Regions from separate parts of the Mus musculus genome. Here region 2 is linked to region 1. Evidence: chromatin loops called from intact Hi-C (ENCODE). Cell type or tissue: left cerebral cortex. All regions are shown on one strand.

Evidence for each region. Peaks named below come from ENCODE experiments on the same cell type or tissue, not always from the same donor. Only the 100,000 strongest peaks of a DNase experiment are listed, where the experiment ranks them.
Region 2: it touches region 1 in a loop (4-fold over the local background); 7 of 42 quality-filtered maps call a loop at or near these places.

The regions. Positions count from the first base shown.
Region 1 is chr14:67,229,421-67,237,420 of GRCm38, forward strand. It overlaps Ebf2 (early B cell factor 2), which reads left to right and starts at 5,224. Exons shown (of 16, transcript NM_001360202.1): 1 at 5,224-5,845. The coding sequence starts at 5,715. It overlaps Gm20675 (a long non-coding RNA gene), which reads right to left and starts at 3,775. Exons shown (of 2, transcript XR_874748.1): 1 at 3,683-3,775; 2 at 2,996-3,327. In left cerebral cortex, a CTCF peak has its summit at 3,939; DNase peaks (open chromatin) are centred at 2,638, 3,161, 4,068, 4,726 and 3 more places.
Region 2 is chr14:67,343,027-67,351,026 of GRCm38, forward strand. The region is part of intron 6 of Ebf2 (early B cell factor 2); the gene reads left to right. The region is part of intron 5 of 4930438E09Rik (RIKEN cDNA 4930438E09 gene); the gene reads right to left. Among named protein-coding and RNA genes, the nearest start is that of Gm6878, 32 kb to the left of the region's middle. In left cerebral cortex, no CTCF peak of the experiment used is centred here; no DNase peak of the experiment used is centred here.

The sequences.
Region 1 (8,000 bases):
GTGCGGGGTGTGCGTTGAAGGAGATCGCTAGTGCCAGCTGGATTGAAATTCGAACTGGTGTGATATTTGTAGCTGCCTCCCTAAACACACACACACACACACACACACACACACACACACACACACACACACCTACCTGGAGAGTGACTTGGGAAGGTTAGTGTTTCATGGAGAAAAAAAGTTGGACCAAGAAGCCATGAGTGAGCGTTTTTTGGGGCGAGGGTCAGGGGAGGGAGAGAAAAGGGCCTAGTGTGTGCTTTCTGTCACCCCCTACGGGTTCAGAGCCAGGGCTCCCCTGTGGGCAGTCTCTCCCGCACTGAGCATTGAGTGCCCGACAAGTGCGCGCACCAAGTGTGTACGTGAGTATACGTGTGAAATGTGGCGGCGCTGGCCGCTGCGGAGTGTGCGCTCCGCAAAAATATGAATAATCAACACATCGCTCACACCTCCGCCGGGAGCGGGAAGGGAGCTGGGAGGTCCCGCGGGCTTTCCCCTGCCGGCTGGCAGGGGGCGGGGGACCACCAGGAAAAAAAAGGGGGGGGGCATTTCAGAGAGGCTTTCTGCTTATCTCAAGTGAGCTGAAAAGCTAGGAGGGGGTAAGGTTAGGCGAGTCACATTTAATTTTCCCCCTTTAAAGGTCATCCCTTGCCTATCCTGTTTGGAAATGGAAGACCAGTGAGGGGATTGTTTTTCTGCTTTGCAGCGGAGCTGTGACTTGGCACCTCAGCCCCTGCCCAAGCTCTCTTTGCAACTCCGCGGTGTGGAAGTTCATCAGCCACTGAACCGGTGTCAACCTGAATGGAGGAATGCGCAGCCAGTGCCTGGCACCCCAAAACTTCTTGGTGTGCATCTGTCCCTTCCTGATCGTGGCTTCCTGAGTACAATTTGGGACAGTATACCGGGCCTTTCTGCATAGGTTTCTGGAAGTGGCCGAAACCAGGCCAGTTTATTCAAGCGTGGCCCCAAGGAAAGGCCTTGTCTAGTCTAGACACCCAGCAGCGGAAACGCTGAATTCCAGTGTTAAGAGTAGAAGCTGCCAGTCACCTGTGTCCTGTCGCATACCCTAGCCATTCCTGCGCTGCCAGCGGGCCCAGTGCAGATGACACCAGGGCTCCGAAGGCCACTGTTACAGCTGTTGCCACCGCTGGCATTGTTGCTCCTCCTTACCTTACTCCTTACTGTCGTAAGGTAAGGACTTTTTGCGATCGATCGCTCGGAATGAGCGAGTGGGAAAAAAAATAAAGCGTATTTCTTTGCGCTTGCTACCAAGGAGGTATGAGAGAAGCCGAGGATGGGTGAGGAAGGAGGAGTTGAGGAAGACTTTTCTGGAGCAAGTGTTAGGTTCCTTCGGTTCATTTTTAGTAAACACTTCCCAGTTGACTTGGGCACCATACCGGCGAGCCTCTAAAACTTTCTATCCTGTAATTTTAGTGTTTCTCTAGGTGGTCCCGCTTGACCCTGTTTCATCGTGTTAAAAACAAATCAAAATCGTACCCAAGTCTAATCGAACTGTCCTTGAAGGAAATTTCTTGGTGTGGACATGTGAGATATTTATCATGAAACCATAAATGAAGTAATTTCTTTGCTCTCCCCTCTCTGGGGAATTCACACTTATGTACTATACAAATCTAGTTTCTGGAAGGAGAAAAAAAATGCCCAGCTTGGAATTTGGTGTGGGAATCAGTGAAATCAGAGTTTTTATATAAAAATCATTTACAAATTGTGGATTAAATACCCAGTAGGTCTCTGAGATAGAGCAAAGCCATTTGTTACTAGTTGGGCAAATAAAAGCCCGGTTTAAATAAAAACAAAAACTGGTAAATGAAAAATGCTTGTCCAAAGATAGCTTATGGAGACCAAACCTTTTAAATTTACAGGGCTCATACTAGCTGTCCCGGTATTCAGGAAGGGTCCAGGTCTGTGCTTTGGGATGCATAGAGGCAGACACACGAGAGAGAGAGAGAGAGAGAGAGAGAGAGAGAGAGAGAGAGAGAGAGTTAGTTGTGGGGTGAGGGATGTGTTATGACGCCTGGAGGGCATACCTCAAACCTCCGACTTTGAGAAGGGCCCCAGCGCACAGGATGTCAGGGCTGGTAAATTCTGGGCCAACCGGGCCTTAAAACCAATTTCGGCCTGAACATATTGTCTTAAGCTGCAGTACAACACGAACAAGGGGGAGGGGGAATTCAAACCTGGACTCTGGTATTTTAGAAGGGTGAACAAAAGCGGTGACAACGTATAAAATGAGATCCCAAACCACTTCCCCAGTTTGTGTAACTAGATGGTCGTGAAAAATAGTAATACTGTGAGTTCTGATTTTTTCTCGAGGATGGAACGCGAGACTCCCCAGTCCTTGGTGGAGGAAGCTTGAGGCTGCGAGTGGGGTTGGGTATGGGGGGGAGGGGGCGGACACCCAGCCGGGTCCCGGTCCTGGTCCCGGACCCGGCGGCATTTGTGTTTCAGGTTCCTAATGGAGGGTTATTCTCACGTAGCTGGAGGCGAAGGAGATGGAAGCAACCCTCTGGGCGCCACGATTGCGCGCCGCAGCCACCAGCACCGCTTCTTTAGCACGGGTGGTCAATTCTTCCGCCACCCCTCCCTAAGACCTTGACAAACATAATCAAAGCCAAGGCGGTTGGCAGAACCGCTCTCGGCGCGCACAAGCGTTACAGCTTAGGGCACAAGGCCGACTGCTCCTCTATACTCGGTCTGGAACTTCATTTATGCGTAAAAGGGACTTCTGGACTTTGGGCTCACCACCCTAGGAACCCCAAGTGGTCGGTCCGCAGTCTGTCCCCAGTGTTCAGAGGAGCCGCAGGGGAGGTGGGGTGGTTCCTCAGTGCAGACCACTAAGAGCCAAGCGTCCCACTGAGTTCTAGAGGTAAGGCACCCACACACTATCTTCCAGCAGGGCACCGCCACCCCTGAACTTGTCACTGGGAAGGAGGGAGGTGAGACGCCACTGACAGTATGCTTTGGAGAAGGCAGCAGGGAGCAAGGAGAAAGGAACAATTCATTCGCTTCCTGAGGGGTATAATTTGGGCGGCAGCTGTTACTGGTGAGAAAAGAGGCGTCAGCGACCTTGGCTCTGCCCTTTAACCTGGAGCCTCTGGGGGCCGGCGGGCCGGGCTAGGCCGGAGCCCGTTGCTGCCCCGCAGTCCCTCAGGCTCTCCGCATCTTTCGCGAACATTTTCGAGGTGGAGCTGATCAAAGTCTCCTTGGGGAGGTTAAAACAAAACTAAACAAAAGCCAGCCGTTTCATCCACACGTCGGAGGGCTCATTGGCTGGTCCACACTCTTCACCGAGGAACCTGAGGCCTTGCCCAGCTGGGAACATGGCCGGGACAAGAAAGAAGGACAAGAGATTAGTTAAATTCAGCAGACTTAAAAAAAACAAAAACAAAACAAAACTAAAACTAAAACCAAACCAAAACAAAAACGAGCAGGCCCAGCTCGAAGACTCTGGGTGGTTAGTTTTTCCTGGGGTCGCAATTATCCGTAAAGTCTTGTGTAACTGAACTGCGCAGCTGAAAGAGCAGAGGTGGATCTTATCTCGACCATTTTCTCCCCCACCCTCCCTCTTTTGTTGGATAACTGCCGAATGCAACTAGGCCTCTTATTTTCTTACACTCAACTGTACCTCAAGCCACCCTGCCTCCCCTTTAAGCCTGAAATTAAAGACCTGGAGTTAGGGTACACCATCAACGCGACTCCAGCCCCCCTCCCCAGTCTGTGCAAAGAGAGCCCCAGCCAGCTTTCAAGTCAGTCACTGCTGTAGAGAGAGACCAAGTCTTCCGGAGCACCATCCCGCCTGCGCAGTCTGTAGTCACAGTTTGCCCCTGAGGTGAAGTGACGTGCTCAGGTCCCCTTCAATGGAGACTCAAGCAGTCTCTGAAAGCGCAAGCTTCCTTTTCGCTCGCCGGGCAAACGTGCACCCCAGGCGCTGTGTCCTCTAGCGGCGAACTCTCGCAGCTCGTCTGTGAGCGCTCACCTACAGCTAGGGGGTCCGGTCAGGAGTCAATTGACACTCAAACCTGAGCCCTGAGCCGGGAGGAAAGACTCCCGACTGTAATGATGCTGAGAGGCTCGGGTGCAGTCGCTCGAACCGCGGCGCAGCTGATTGTCTGCTCCACGGCAGATGGTCTTTGAGCACAGATTTGCATTCATTGTCTTCAAATCTGTTTTCGCGCTGGCGTTCTAGATTTCAACAGCAGATCTACGCGCAGATCAGAATACAAAAAGAGAAGCAAGAAAATAACACCCAGCCAGGAGGATTTTTTTTTAATAGGCACCTCCAGCCGTCTAGGGTTTCAGCTATTTTGTGGAGCCTCGGCTTCCCGACCACCAACCTTCGCGACCACAGCGCTCGGCGGACAAAGTTTCCAGGACTTCTTCACAGACGCCTCGTGTCTCTAACGCAGGGTTCCCCGGCCTTCAGGGATTGGGGAGGGAGATTTTAAAAGGGGGGAGGATTCGAAACTTCATCCCGCAGTTCTCAGCCAGCCAAGCTGTCAGCAACCTCTCCTATCTGCAAAGGTGCGTACTCCCGCCCTCCCGGGGCTGTTTTCCTTAACTCCTTCACCATTTCCCTTCACAGTATATTTATTTAAACTGCACTTGAGCCTCATTCGTCCACACTCCGCTCTCTCCTTCCTTCATCTCGCCTCTCCTTCTAACACTTGTGGCCTTCGCACGAAATGATTGCTTCCCTGGAACTCTCTGAGACTTGGTAGACCGGTTCAGAAAGACGGATGCCCTGAGGGTAGTGTTTGCGAAAAGCATAAATACAGGTGGTCACAGGTCCAAACCCCGGGAATGAATCTGTAGGGTCTCCCGCAGGCGACAAAAAACCTGCATCTAGAGGCAAATCCGCGCTGGCTTCCTGCTCCCGCGATCGGAAAGAACCATCATGATCCTAACTCTCAGAGTCCTGCTACTCTGTTTTGGTGCAGGATTTGGGGACCCCCTTTCCCACTCAGGCCAAACACTCGGGACTCTGGTCGGGACTCGGTGCTTGTGGCTTGCTGTAGCCTTTCACCTCCCGGACTTCGGGCAAAGCAAAGCTTGGCTAACGCCGCGGGAGGACGTCCGCCCAGCTTGCCCAGAGCCGGCCAATCCCGGGCGTCCATGCAAATGAGGCTCCTTATCGGGCCTCGGCTCCGCCTCCCGCGGCCTGGGTTGTAGTAACCATTCATGGGGCCCGCGCGCTGCAGCAGCCCGGCTCTGCGGCGCTCTCAGCCACCGCCTCCTCCCCGCTCCGGGTCTTCCCCTTCCTCTTACAACTGATCCTGTTGGGGATTTTTTTTTTTTTTCCTATATCGGAACGGTGGGGAGGAGCAGGGAGGGGGGAACAAGGAGGAAGGGGAGAGATCAGGCAGCTATCTATCTCCTCCTGTTTTTCCCAGAACAGGTGATGCTTCCAAATTGTGGCCACTTTCTGGAGAACGTTCTGCAGCTGGAAGGATGCGGGCGACCTAGAGTGGAAGCCCCGAGGCGGCAGATCTGAAGCCACCGAGGATAAAAAACGCAAACTTTGCATTGTGCGTGGAGGAACGGGCTGGCTATTTCTTTCCAAGAGGGCCCCCAAACTTCGGCCCTTGCCGCCTTTCTCGGATTGCTTTTGGAGAACACCATTTGCTGGCAGCATTGGAGAGTGAGGACGGTGTTGTTGTAAAGTCACTTTTAAGGCGACAGTAGAGGACCAGACTTTTTAAATGTTTGGGATTCAAGATACGCTAGGAAGAGGACCAGCTCTGAAAGACAAGTCGCTGGGTGCCGAGATGGATTCGGTCAGGTCCTGGGTCCGGAATGTCGGCGTGGTGGACGCCAATGTCGCGGCTCAGAGGTAATGAGACTGGAGCCGTTGTGCTCTGAAAGTCTCTGGTTGTGTCTGTCTCCCCGAATATCTCTTCCCTTTGCTCCCTCTCTTTCTCTCTGTCCTTGTCTCTCCTCCCTGGCTGTGCGCACTGGGGCTCTCCCTGGGCGGGCAGGTCGCTGCGACTAGGGGAACCCTTTTCCCGCAGTCGACACTGTAGTTTCTGAACTACCGAGGTCACGGGTGTTTCTCCCCACAGTCCGTTCTTTGAGGACAAAAAAAATTTATTAAAAGTAGCGTTCAAGCTCACATCGTGGCGTTTACTCTTGGACTCTAGCGGAGTGGCGCGTGAAGATCCGAGCTGGCAGCCGGCGCAGCGGCAGAGCCGGCTTTCCGGTCACTCCTAGGTTCCCCCACGCTTCCTGCGAGCGCCTCTCCTCCAGCATCATTCAGGATGGCTTGGAGACTCGGGGAGCCCAGCGGCCAGATGGTGGCGGCGGCGAGAGGATCCGGAGAGGCCTGAGGGGCTGCAAGGAAAGCAAGGCGGCCGGGAGCTCTAGGAAAGGGGACATGCAAGCGAGTCCTGGGTGAGGGAGAGTGGGACAGACAAACCGAAGAGGCCGAGGATGGACCGAAGCACAGGAGTAGTCGGGGAAGAGGAGAAAATGGAGCCGCAGAGAAGAGCACCCTCCAGTTTTGCGGGTTCCTCAAGTTGATTTTGTTTCCAAATCTTCGCGTTTACGGATGGTTAAAATTTGTCTAGGGTTCCATCCCACGAAGACATTCCAGTCCCGCTTCTCACTGTCGCTACTGAACTGAGATTCATGGCCCTCGTGTCCAGACTACAAGAGCCAGCTCCTTTACCCTCTCCAGACACCCACAAATTTCTTCCAGGACTCTCGACTCTTCCTCTGCGCTCTGCGTTCTGCGCCAACCTCCTTAAATCTCCGGACTTCACGTTGAGAAATGACCCCTTTTGCAGATAGGCCACATCTCCAGGTGTCCCGGGTAGAGCGAACTGGCTGCCACCCTTCAAGGAGTGGCAGCAAAGGCCGCAAGCCGGATGCCTGAAGTGGCAGCTGCGGTACCCGATTGCCACTCCTCCGAAGCCGAATGCTCAGTTGTCCCCGAAGCAGATGGTACTTCGCAGAGGCCTTGGCTCTCGAAAGCGGTCTAGGGGTTCGCTCCGGCGGTGACAAGCCGAGGGAACCAAGACAGTTCCGCAGATCCGCTCCTTAGCGGGGGCTTAATAACATTTCCCTCCAGTCTTCCCGTCCGAAATAAAATGTACTTTATTAAAGTTCGAAACAGCAGTCTGTGGTGGTCTAGCGAAAATTATACACTTTCAAAAAAGTGACTGAGACCATGCCCAGCACAAGAATCCAGAAGACCTCAGGGCCACCAGGCTGCCCTCACCATCTGTCAATTCGCCGGCTCCACAAGGTTTTCAGTCAAATGTGGCACTATCAGAGACAGGCATATAGGGAGGTCCTGTGGACGCATCCAAGGCTCTGGCAAGCTCTGGGTCCAGCTATACAGAGTCAGGGAATTTGAGAAAACACTCGAGCGCGGATCGCCCGAGTCTCTGGCCGGGGCGCTGCTGTCTCTTAACATTCTGGCTTCTTCTGGCTTTGACACGTGGAGCGGTTCTTGGGGGCGAAGGTCCTCAGCAGTGAGTCCTCAACCCTGGCCCGTTATCCCCAGCAATGACTGTAGGGGATTTTGCAGTGACACTGTCCTGGATGCAAATTTCGGTAGAGTAAGGCAAACCTTGAGGACAGAGGCTTGGACTCCACAGGCTTCCTATCCTGTAGTCTGTGATCCAAAAATTCACTAGCCAGGAGTTAAAAGGGGTCACTTGTTCAAATGCAAAAGAACCCTATCCCCTTACATCTGAGTCACAGCTTTGAGTTTTGCGGGCAGGCACCTGGGGTTTAGCAGCGCTTCTTAAGACTTCGCCGGCAGCCCTGGTCTTTCTATTCTACTAAAAGCCGTCTGGTGACAGGATTCTGGGTGGCTGTATAACGGGGTGGCGGAAGCAAGGTGCCTATTGCAACCCCTCTGAGAGAGTGTGGAAAAGACCCAGAAGGTTTCTGGTCTTGAGTCCCTTGGCCCTTCTGCAATGTGTTTGGGCATGTTAGTCACTGCCTAACACCCAGTCTTTCTGTCTTTCCCCCTTGTCCTG
Region 2 (8,000 bases), 110 kb after region 1:
TGTGGAAACTTGGTTCACCTTTGGGGGACTGAATGAAGAGTTTTCAGGTGGTAGAAACGTCAGGTAACACTTTGGTATTGCTTGCGGCTGACTTGGGGACATTAGTTTTCTATGCATTATTATCGACAGAGAAACATCTACAGCCTTTGCCTGTGTTAATACCTAAATAAAAGGCAAGGTTTTAAAGCTTTGCAAAAAATTTTTTTATACATTTCTCCCAAAGGTGAATTCTCATACCTTCTGACATCTCATTAATCGATTGACCAGAATCTGTTATTTTTACATTCCGTTGCTACAATTCTAATTAACCTTTGCTAGTTAAATACTTACCCCCCAAAATTGTAGCCCTTTTCCTCTAATGCAAAAATTTCAGGAAAACCTTTTTCTTGTTGTTAGCCCTTAATTAGGCATTAAGTGGGCAGGGATGGGTGTTTCATGGCATCTACTGCTCCTCGTAAAGGGTTTTTGAAATGTTAGGATAAAATCTTAAGGTACAAAACACATAGGAAGTGTGTGCTGCACCAAAGCTTCGGAGATAGATCAGGCTCTCCTTAGACATACAGTTCTCACGCTTTTAAAATTCTAGGCCGACATGTCTCAGAAAATAAATACATTCATGGTAAGCAATATGAAATGTTTCTCCAAAGAACAGCAACAAAACACACCCCAGGAGAATCGCTGGAGGCTGAGAAAGAGAAGGACCCACTTTAAAGATAAACCTTAAACTGATACTGCTGTGGATTTTGGAACGTTCAGCCTCACTCATTATTTCTAGATGCAGGAAGACCCCGTTATTCAGCACGCTTATCCCAGGCCCTGCCTATGTGATTTGGGGTTCCTCTAGACTTTTAGGTTACTGTGTCCTGTTGTTTGAAGAATTTTCTCTAATAACTTAGCTGTCAGATTAGTGAATCTGAGTGGGTCTTTTAGGGAAAAAAAAGTGGTAAATGTTCTCTTCCTTCCGTATAAGTACAGGCCGTGTCCTGTTCAAGGGCTAAGGACGTTCTTTTAAAGCTTATTTTAAAATGACAGTTTGAAGAACCCAAGGCCAGAAAAACTCAGCCACACGACCCTGAAAGGGCAGGAAACCACTTTTTTTTTTTTTTGCAGATCTGGGGAAATGGAAAGTTTGGGTCTGAGGTCTTGTAGAAACAGATTGGCATTTTAAAAAAATGTAGTGAATGTGCTGGTGTGGCCCGGTCGCAGTTTCATAGCATATTCTCCAGTTTTCACGAGAGACGCGGCTCACCGCCCCCTCTACCCCCCCCCCCCCCCCAGCAATCCCATTCTGTGTAACACCTCACACTGCTCCTAACGGCGAGAAGTTTCTGGTTACAGGGCTGCAGTGGCCGTCTAACATTACCAGTCTTCCGCAGCCTCCAAACGGGACTTGAACAAGGCTTTTTGTTTTAATCTCCTTTCTCCCCGCTGGTTGCAACTTTGGGAGGGGACGCCAAGGTTCGCCACGCAAACAGGGTTAGTGCCTCTTTAAGGAATATTTAAATTGCATTTCCTACTGTCAGTTAAGTCTCATCAATCATGTTTTTAATTAAAAAGAAGGACATCTACATCCCACTTCCCACTCAAAGTGCATAATGAAATTGTAGATTGGGGCTGGGCTAGAGAATCTCAGCTCCGCTTTGTGCATCCAGTGGGGGAAGCAGGGAGGTCAGAAACAGTGGCGCATACGCAAGTGGCAAACAAATAACACTCCTGATAGGGCCGGGTGACATGTGTCAACCCTTGTCATCGAGAAACAAGAAAGGCAATGTGCCCAGACAAAGGGTAGGGTGGAATCTCTACACAGTGGCAGAACCTGACCCACGCGCGAGGGCTTTGTGTAGCAGACGCGGTCTCTCATTGTTCTGTGACTGCCTCCCCAGTACCCCTGACAACAGCCATCGCCGCTGGCATTCCACCCTGACATCTGTTCAGCTTTATTGATGCGGCCCTGGAGGAATTCCCAGTGTAAACAGGGAAATTCTCTAAGGGAGCCCCGTGTTGTAAAAGGATGAGCTGCACAACGCAGAGATTTAACCACTATTTAAAGGTGTGACACATGATTGAAAGTGACTTGATTTTTCCCCCCTTTCCAATCCCACCTCCCTCTCCACCCTTAACTGTATTTGGCACAAACTAGCTTCAGCGACACCCCACCTCCCTCTGCTCCTTGCTTTGTTTTCCTGATGTATAACTGTTAGGAGAAATGAAGGATGGGGGTTGGGGGTTGCTGAGTACCACCATCCAAAACAGCCATTAAAAAAAAATTCTGGGTTACAGTCAATTGCATCTAGTTTGTTGCGCTGGGATCCTGCCTGCTGCCCACCCACACTCCTGGCAAGAAACAGCTTGAAAGTCACTTGGTCCTGTGGCAGAGGCCAGTGGGGTGGGCTTTGTCCTCCCACTAAGCAGCAAGTGTGGCAGTTTACAGCCCCAGAGTGAAACCTGGTCGGACAAATTCTGGCCATGCTCTGCTTCAGGGACTTAACTATGGAATTTTGGCAATGGAACCATAGGATGGATATATATATATATATATATATATATATATATATATATATATATATATCTCCAGACCTGATGGGACGTGCAAAGCATCCGTCATTGCTCTAGCAAATGCATGTTTGCTCCAAGGCCAGTTCTAAAATGTTGCAGCTTAGATCAACTTCTTGGCAGACATTCAAGTATAGGGAGTGTCGCACAAGCTCTGGCCACTAACATTTTGTTGCTTCAGTTAAATGTGCAGCACTGGCTGGGCCCTGTGCACTGTGACTGCATGGAGTGAGCATTGAACTTGACTTGGACTGTGGGGGTGGAACGTATTTTGCCAGGCTGTGGGTCGTAGTTCCAGACCCTGCTGATAGATGGCAAAATTGAAAAGCTACAGTGATTTCCTCTTGGGCTGAATCAGAATAAATGAGGTTCTGGGTTACCATAATCAAGGCAAAAGAAAATGGCAACATTATCAGAGTATGAAGTCCAAAGCCACAAAAGAAAAGTCTCTCTAGGGGAGTGTTTTCAAAGAACAGAAATCTAAAAGAAGGTGGGTGTGTGTGTGTGTGTGTGTGTGTGTGTGTGTGTGTAAGGGGTTATCTGTGTCTAAGTGGATAGTGTATGGGTGTATCTGTGTATATGATGGAGATTATGTGTGTCTAAGTGTGGTGTGTATATAAACTTTAATTCGTAGGCTGGTTTTCACCTAGTGTGTTAATATTGGCATTCAGCTATCTGGTCTTTCCCCTACATTCTACAAGGCAGCAGGACTTCAAGTGGAAGTCTTCAGAAGATCGGACTCACATCTCCACAGTTTAAATGTTTCACTTAAAGCAATGGAAACACTGTATAGATTTTTGTTTCTAAAAGTAACTTATGTGTAGCATACTCATTTCACACAGTTTAGAAAATATGAACAAAAAGTACAAAATGAGAAGGAAATGGCCCCAGTAAACCACCGCCCAATCAGAGTGGTAACCCTTCAGAGTTACCACTCTTCCTGTCTTCCCTTTCTCTTTCAAAAACAAAAACAAAAAAAAAATAGTGTGGTGATTTTACATTCTCGCCCTTTAATCTGTTTACTTCTTAGCACATCTGCCTTTTGGTGTCATCGGATACCCTCTTATGACATCACTGAGTAACTGTCATCTTTGGGACAAATATAGTTTCTACTATTTTGTCCTTTGTAGGCAGTACTACAAAGAACATCGCATGGCAGGGAGAGCTTTCCGCATAGGAAAAGCTCCTTTAAGACAAATCCTGGACACAGGGTTCTGGGGCTGGTGGCTGTGCATGCTCTCAGAGATCCTCGGTCATATTGCTTTAGAGCCAGAGAGATTGTCCCAACTTCGACTCCCTCTGTAGTAGATAGGAGGGTTCTGGAATAGAAGCCCAGTGGGCGCATTCAGGGATTCCCTTATAGCGCAGCAGACTGCACAGGGAAGCCAGAGTCCCTTCTCTATAGATACACGGCGCGCTTCTAATTAATATGTCCCTTCCCGGTCCCTTCCCATCTGTATTTTTCTGCCACAGTGATGGAAAGCAGCGAGTACTAGCATCTCCGTGCTGATAAAAGACACAATTCTAACGACATCCTACGTTCCTCCCTGTCAATTTAAAATGAAAAATAAGTTAACGTTGACATTTTCGCCAGTCACAGCTTTTAGCCCAAACTGAAAATAGGATCCAGATCTAGTTCCAAATGGGATGTGGTGGTCCTCCAACATGCAAACCAGGACCTGTTGGAAGGCAGAGGATGAAATAGCTCTCAGGTTTTTGTTATTGTTGTTGTTTAATGAGGGGGGGCCACCCTTGCATCCATGCATGTTGATAACTGTCCCTTTAAGCAGACTGCCTTTCCTGAGTCAGAATCTATCTTTTGGGGATTCAAAATAATTTTGCAACAGTGGATACAGGCCTTCTTTATGTGTTATTGGTCTGGGAACAGCAACAGATTAAAAAAAATATTACCGGGTCAAATAACAGCTGTTATTATTAAGTTCAGCTTTTATTATCAATTTGCCAGTAGATTCCGGCAGTTAAAAAAAAAAAAAACCGCATCTGAGCTCTCACTAATCAGTACCCTCATTCTGATAATATTCTAACGACTGTCAATTTACTTCAGTGCTGCCATTTGCAGAATTTTCCAATTAGCAGCAAACCTGTTCCACCTTCTCCTGTAATTACGGGGGACTCAGTTCAGATCAGCTGCGGCCAGACAGCGCGTGCACGATGTGATGTAGTTGCCAGAATCACTGCGATGTTGTTTTTAACCTTCGCATGCGCTGGCACAGCTTTAACATCTCTGTTTATAGGCAGGAGGCTCCCGCGGTAGTGGCATGTGTCAAAATAGCAAAATTATTTTTAATAAACACACGAGGAGGATGCAAACACAAATATGGGCATATTTTGGTTTTTGGATCCGTTTAATGTCTGCTCCAGATTTCGTGGTGTTCTCTAGCTTGGCTACCTCCCCCATCATCCCCCACCCTACCCCACCCTTCTGAAAAACGCAGTCTTGGAAAGGGACAACGGAGAGTGACTGAATTGCATTTGGTTCTACCTGTTTCCTTTGCTGGTGAAGCAAAAGTTTTTACAGGATCATAAAATTAGAGACAGAGAGCCTTTAATGGTCATGTATGGTAACCCTGTCTTTTTTCTCTCTCTCTCTTGTTTTTTTTTTTTTTTTCTTTTTTAAATAAATGGGGAAACCTAGGTCCAGAATGGAGAAGAAACTTACCTAATGACCCAGAGCTAGCTAGAGGCAGAGCTGAGACTAGAACCCACCATCTACCTCCAATCTGGGATCTGTTTCACTATAGCAAGCCTGTCCCCGTTTCTCTTAGTGGCTTCTAAATATGGCAGAAGGCAGTCGGGGCAGCTGCACTCTGCCTTTCACAGAACTTCCCAGCCAGATCAAAGCCAATCAAACACTCTGAAAGCCGCCTCAGCAGCTGACACGGCAGTAATAACAGCAGCGCAATAACTATTATTGCTACATGAAAAAAATATATTTAATAATAAGCTCATTGATTTTCAACAGCATCTCTGTGTTGCCTAATTGATGGGAAGTTGTATGTTTGCGTAGCCGATGGGGGTTATGAATTAAATATGGCCGTCTTTCCTTGAGGGATACACGCCATTCCAAGAAAGACAGGAGATCTACATTTCCCCCAAGCAAAATGGTCCCCTTGTAACAGGCGCATGGAAAGGCTGAAATGCAAACAAAAATAAAAGCCATCCATCACTGTTTATTAAGTGCTGCTACTTGAAGGTAAAAGGGATATTGAACTGTTTTTAAATTGGAAAGAATGTAGCGGACAAAATATTGATGGTCATATTACGTGGGTGACAAATTTTATTCTTTTGTTCACATTCATCAAAGGAGCTGTTTGGAGTGAATTATCCTTTCTCTGTCCATAAACCAATTTTTCTTCCCTCTTTATTTTTCTAAGTGCACATGTTTATTAAGGAACATAGGGCCAGAGGAGATGGTCCTTTCTGGTTCAGGTTGTCCGTCCAAACCTTGCTATGTGAGTCAAAGCTTCTCTCCACGAGGCTACAAGTTGATCTCCGAGGTGCTGATGTGAAGTTTACTGTGGGCTTAAAAGTCGAGGCTGAGAGTCTGTTCCCACAATTTAAAGGGAAAGGGGTGGGTCAGGTTTGATTTCATTTTTAGCTGTGGTTTTCAAGTGGAAGTTCTGAAGCATTTATTTATTTTTCCAAATTTATGGTATGCCCCTCCACTCTGCTGGCCAGTGCTCAACGAAAACATCCAAGCTTCTATGGCAAAGCGGGCCTGAGTCGAGGAAACGAAAATTGAAAATGTCGGCTCACAATGGGGAGAATTTCAATAAAAATTTAGTTTGAAGTTTCGTTTGCTTTCAACTCTATTCAACTTTAAGTCCTTTTTTTTTTTGTTTTTATGAGGTCGTATTAATTTAGACTTGCTTCTTCAAAACCTTACTGGGCACACAATGTGCCCCCCCCTGTTTCCCCCCACCCCACCCCACCCCCACCCCACCCCCCGCTTTCCTTTCCCCTGTTTTTGACAGTCTCATATAGCCATGGCTGGCTTCAAACGTTGTATGTCTCTGATACAAACCTTGAACTTCTAATCCTTCTCCCTTTATCTGGGATTACTAGCCTGTAACACCATGCCCAGTTTATGTGTTGCTGGCCAGCAAGTTCAGGGCCTCATGCATGTTGGGTAAGAATGCCCCTCTCTCTGATGACTGTGTCTCTGCCCCTTTCCAGCTCCAGCTCTGCTGCCCTCTCCCTCTTGTTGTTTTGAGACAGAGTCTCATGTGACCCAAGGTGGCCTCCAGTTTGCTTTGCATCTGAGCTTGTTGTCGATTTCCTAATTCTCCCATCTGATCCTCTCTGGTACTGGGATTACAGACATGCATGACCATGCCAGGCAGTCCAGTCTATTCAGCTGTGGAGTGAGACTGGAGGATGCAAGCCCCTGTGTTGCTAGATATGCCTAGTTGTATGTTCAGATATAGCGGGCGATGGTGGAGGAGGGCGGGTGGCTGGTGGGGTGGGGGTCAGGGGTGGCGGCATATGCCACTTCTTCACTTTTGAGTTCTGCGATCCAGAGTCTTCCATCTTCAGAGGTGCAGTTAACTAAAATGGTTCTTTCAGTTCTTTGCACTGATAATTGTTGTTCAAAGTCAAGTTCATTGAGCAGCAGATGAGGTTTGTTTGGGCATAGCTCAGGCATAGAATGCTTGCCTGGTGTCACCTAGAACAGCACCAAAATAACAACAAAAGGAGGTTTTCTTGCAAGCAAATTATAGTCATTCATATATATATATATATATATATGTATATATATATATATATATATATATGTGTGTGTGTGTGTGTGTGTGTATACACATATATACATATATACATACATACATATATCTATATATAATATACACACATATATATACATATATACATACACACATACACACACACACACATGCTGTATAGGAAGCAGCTGGAAAGCCGTAGTTTTTTTGGTGAGTCATGTAGCTACTCCTTTCTCAACTAAATATCCAATGTTAAAGGATGCTGGCCAGAGATAATAAGAAGGATTTTAATGAGTCGTTGATACTTGGTGGCATGTACATATTTCTGGTTTGAGAGGCACTTTCCCATATACTGGCGTACTTGTTTCTCATAGGCAGATGTTAGCAGGATCTCCTGGAGGCACTGACATCACTTCCGAAAGACCACAGAGCCACGAAGCATTGAACTCCAATTTGTGTCTCCCAGAATTATGTATCATACACGACTTAAGCTAGGAGAAGTCATTGACAGACCACATTCCAAGCAGGCAGTGCAGTCCATAATTGCAGAAGGGACTGGAAGAAATGATCTAAATAAAGCCAAAAGGCCACACATCCATGCCTCAGCCGACAAAGCGATTTAGAGTAATTCCATTTTTTATTTTTCCTGTGTATTTTTCAGAGGACATCAATGTAGCAAGAATTTATCCCACACTATTCTGT